Regions from separate parts of the Homo sapiens genome. Here region 2 is linked to region 1. A link is a loop called in an ENCODE intact Hi-C map of the cell type or tissue named here. Cell type or tissue: endothelial cell of umbilical vein. All regions are shown on one strand.

Region 1 (2,500 bases):
GTATGTCTTTATCTACAGCATGAAAATGGACTAATGCACCTGTATAACACTGACATATACCTTGGAAAGCATTGTTAAGCTTCCTTTGGATTTTTTTTCAAACTGCAAGCTGCTTCTCGCCTTCTCATCTCAAGGTGCTATCTTCTCTCATTCTAATCCTGGGTCTGTAAAATGTCTTCCACTTACCTTTGACTTCTTTCATTTCTTATTGATAAACTGCAGTAGCTAATTAAATCCTAAGAGGTTTTGGGGGTTATTTGGTAGAAATATGAGAAGTAGTATTTTGACAAAGCATATTAAAATATCTACCACACACGAGTCCACGAATCCTAATTAGTGAGGCTCAATCTAAAATTATATTTGCAATTTTTCTAACTAAAGTTATACTTGTATATCTAGACCCATGCTTTCCACTCCAGGGAAATCATGAAATCATGATTTAAATTCCACTTCCATTTTCTCACTTGTTTACTGAGAATAATAGCACCTGAATATTACTTCCCAAGCAACGTGTGAAAAACTGATAAGACAGATCCAAAAAATAAAAATAAAAAGAGTGCAGAGCCAAAAAAAAAAAGAAAAGAGAGAGATATTTTACATTAAAATGAACAAGTTATTGAGAGTGACTGAAATATGAATAATTTAATCTACAAAATCTTTCTATCCACTCAAATAATTTGGATGTAAAGACAGAAGTCACACAGTTACTTTCTTTCAATTTTTTATCCTTTCCTTAGTAACTATAGGGGTTATTTTCTGTTGCCCAAAGAAACACAAGATATGATTTTCATCAGATTTTCTGGGTCAGTATGTATTAGAGGAAAATCCAAGAACCAGGAACAAGATAAGGTGTGTGGTTTCTCATTATGCAACAAGGTTCAGAAAGATCATAGAGGAATTTAGTAGGGCCTGTCAGATATCACATTCATGGAGAGGAACTCTGGCCCTTGAACATGGAAATGTTTGTTTACATTTTATGACTGGGGAAATAGCAACTTCAATCCTAGTGAGAACATGGGCTGGATCCAACAACAGCATGACTTGGCAAGTCACTGAACTTCTCCCTTGTTTCACTATATTATTACTTATCTTCTTTGAGAGCATTAAGCCCTTCTTCCGTAAGTCAGTTTCGCTAAAAGAAGAGCCTGAGACAAGGATTCTTGAGCAAGTGATTTATGGAGTGATTGCTCTCAACTGAATCCAGTACAGGAGCAGGTAATAGGATTGAACTGAGGAAGAAACTAGGCAAAGAAATGGGCTCAGCTGAAGTCTAGCCTGATCGAACAGGGCTTTCTGGAGTATAACTGACACTAGAGAGCTGTCTCAACTTGATGAAAGAGGGGTGACTATTTGTACCCAGTATCTATTAAAAACTGGCTATCAGCTGTCTCTGAGGAAAGGCTTTACTCCTCTGACATGTCTGGGTGAGTAATTTCCTTTAGTCAAGAACAATTATCAGGAACAGAATATAACTATGAGCTGTTAATAGCCAACATCCAAGCAGTGGAAGGCTGGAGGCACTGATCTGGTAAAAGTGATTTGAGTGAGGCAGCAATAGTGTCTTTTATACTTTCCCAATGCCCAATAATAGGGTCCCAGGAGACAGCTCCTTATAGGCCACCCCATCACACCAAGTGTGTTGGTATCCTAATCTGATATGTATGGTACACACTTTTGGGCTTTCCTCATCTCCATCCTTCAGATGGCTCATATTTTTCCTAGCATTCTATCTACCTTATGCACTAAATGGTTAGTTGATTTAAGTAGGATTGGGTACAATATCCTTTTCATCACATTTCTTTCCTAAAATAATAACAATTATAATAATAGTTTTATAAGGAAACCCTAGGTGGTAGATCCACTGATTAACTTGGTTTTATTGAGGTTATTTCCTTAATTAGAGAGTCAGGGATGATGGAGTTCACATGGTTTATGGGGTTTAGTGCCCCTTCTTCATGGTTTCCATTTAACTGAACTGTGTAGCACAACAGAAGCATCAGGCCATCTCAGCCATACCACACCACCACATGTAAACGTTTCCCACTTGTAGACTGATTTCTGGTCCCTTGATTTGTTACCAGCCTTCCATGCTGGACACCAATAAAAATGGCTTGGCCAGTCAGGCACGGTGGCTCACACCTGTAATCCCAGCACTTTGGGAGGCTGAGGCAGGCGGATCATGAGGTCAGGAGTTCGAGACCAGTCTGGCCAACATAGTGAAGCCTTGTCTCTACTAAAAATACAAAAAATTAGCTGGGTGTGGTGGTGTGTGCCACTAATCACTACTATTCGAGAGGCTGAGGCAGGAGAATCACATGAACCCAGGAGGCCGAGGTTGCTGTGAGCCAAGATTGCGCCACTGCACTCCAGGCCAGGTGACAGTGTGAGATTCAGTCTCAAAAAAAAAAAAAAAAAAAAAAAAAAAAGCCTTGGCCATAGTAGCTATTTCAATAACAGAAAGACAATGGCCATATAGAACACATTTTGTTCGCTGAACAGC
Region 2 (2,500 bases), 920 kb after region 1:
CAAAAAATAAGAAAGCCCTGATAACTAGTAATAATGAAGGTCTATCTAAAACCCACAGGGCTTTAAGTACCTAAGGGTATTTTTTTATTCTCACCTGCCTAAGAGTATTTTTAGAGTTTACCAGATAAAAACAATACACAGAAAGACTATCAAAGTATTTTTTATTTTTTAATACTAATAATACTCAGGCAAGCCTAGCTACAAAACAATTCTTTTATTAACTTATTTTTTTAAAAGATATAGTGGTACCAACAATATTAAATCAGTAAGTTTAGAAATGATGGTACAATCCTGCCACCTAGAGCTCAAAGAAAACTGTTCACTTCAGTTACTTGAAAAAGTAATGTTTGGTCTAAAAGTTAGGTAGGGTATATCACCTGTTTTTATTCTTCTACTATGAGTTTGAGATTTTTTTATTTTAATGAACACTGGTGGATCAACGTAAGTCACAATATTTCTCAAGTATTAGCCATGCTAGACAGTGAAAATCAGTATCAACAAATCATTTTGTTGTAAATAGCAAAAATGGAAGTTTACTCACATCCTCAGATTTCTCTATAATTCTAAGCTCTGGAGAATGATTCTTAATCTCAACCTTAGGTACTTTGTAAAACAAAGTCAAAGTACAAAAGAAAAAGAAATGATTCTTTTCTTCATATACTCTTTTCATAGCTTTATTTCTACTAAAATAGCAATGTAAATTTAAGACTAAAATCCCAAAATTCTACAATCAAAACCAATTTGCCTAAAACAATGTTAAATTTCAGTTTCACAAGTAACTTTGCACACTTCAACATTCTTACTAGATCATCATTATTAACAACTGTGCATCAGTGGAGAAAACATTTAAGAGAAAATTGAGGCACTAAAGAGGAAAAGACAAATGAAAGTACATAAATCAGGATAAATGCATCCTCTTTTTGGAGATCCATGAAAATACTGGACATTCAGTATTTCAGATTTTTATCTTTCAAAATATAAAGTGCATATCTCCTTTAACCAGCAATTTGTTTCCAAGAATTAATCCTTTGGCTATATACACACAAACACACAAAGGTACGTGTACAACAATGTTTTCTAATGCATTATTCATAATAGGGAAAAGGAAGTGAGGGAAGGAGGAAGAGAGGGAAACGGGAGGAGAAAGAGAGAAAGGAGGAGGGGGGCAGAGAGAAGAAAGGAAGGACAGAGAAAGGGAGAAAAACTGCACAATCTTTGGAGCAAAAACAAAAGAAAACAATTTCCATTAATAGGGAGCTAATGAAAAAACTGCTATACCCACACAACAGAATATAGTGTGTAAAATATACTCAATAAATGTTTGCTACAGATTTCCATAAGTTCTCTACCATGTGAGAAAAAAAAATAATGATGGCATTAATAACCAGAGAACTTGCCATCAATATTATTCCATTTATTAGGTTTAAGCAAAAATGACTCAACAGGAAAACTGGGCCATTCTTTGATTTGCAAATGATCTGTGAAGGAGCTTGCATTTTGATTCCTACTTTTTCATCAGCATCTCTGATGTCTAACAACCATATTCAAGAATGGAATGGTAAAAATGGCCATCTGGAAATCTACATTATTACTGAGCTTTCAAAGAGATAAAACTTGAAACTTCCACCTAAAAGCAAAGTTTAACCAATTCTATAACCACAGATTAAACGCACTCTCTCTCTCTCTCTCTCACTCCAATGAATGAGTAAAATATTTTAATTACCTTTCCTGTGCTTTGTAAGATAGTTGTTCGTGTCCTCCATACTCTCTCTCTGCTGACAATATCTCGGGTCACATCTACCTCAGCATCCACAAAACTCCTCTGTTTAAGGGCAGTTATGTCATCATCTAGATCAGTCTTGATAGTAGATCTTTTCTTAGCCATAATTTTGGCTTTGATTGCAGCAATTTTTTCCACTGACATAGCTTCAGACAAAGACCTAAAAGCAATTTCTTTTTTAAATTTTCACAGCAGGCATTCCTGGAGTGTATCATAAATATATTTTGTTACATTTATAAATTTCTGGTAAAAACACTTACATGGCAATAATTAAGGTTTTCTTATCTGTAAGACTGACTTGCTATTCTGCAATTATATAAAATTTTTATAAAGAATTCATGTCGAGATATTACTCTAAGAGCAAATTAGTAATTTCTTAGAAGTATCAATACAACAAAATTCTTCATGGTTTTTCATCTCTTCCCCACAAAAAAGCAGGACTCATTAATATAGGTGCTTTTCTTTATATTTTCTGTATCTATGGAAATTAAACACACACACAGATGCCACTTTGGAAGGAGGTAAAAAATCCATCCTACAGAAAGTTCAAAGCCTAGGTTTTCCTTGAAATTTATTTCAAGGTTTCAAACTTGTATGCCATAGTGCAGAACATAATTTAAGTGACAGGCTTTTATATGCCACAAAAACATACTCCTTTAATCTCTGGAAGATAAAGCCATATTTTATACAGTTTTCTTTTTCTTCCCTTTTCTTGATTTT

The links. A loop is a pair of places that touch in the nucleus more often than their neighbours do. Peaks named below come from ENCODE experiments on the same cell type or tissue, not always from the same donor. Only the 100,000 strongest peaks of a DNase experiment are listed, where the experiment ranks them.
Region 2: a loop joins it to region 1, with 26 times the contacts of the local background. A loop is called at or near these places in 1 of 110 quality-filtered maps.

The regions. Positions count from the first base shown.
Region 1 is chr1:194,061,622-194,064,121 of GRCh38, reverse strand. All of the region lies in intron 5 of LOC124904475 (a long non-coding RNA gene), which reads right to left. Among named protein-coding and RNA genes, the nearest start is that of LINC01031, 760 kb to the right of the region's middle. In endothelial cell of umbilical vein, no CTCF peak of the experiment used is centred here; DNase peaks (open chromatin) are centred at 1,031 and 1,471; H3K27ac peaks cover 1,703 bases.
Region 2 is chr1:193,141,290-193,143,789 of GRCh38, reverse strand. CDC73 (cell division cycle 73) reads right to left here. Exons shown (of 17, transcript NM_024529.5): 7 at 1,724-1,940. Among named protein-coding and RNA genes, the nearest start is that of MIR1278, 6.0 kb to the right of the region's middle. In endothelial cell of umbilical vein, no CTCF peak of the experiment used is centred here; no DNase peak of the experiment used is centred here.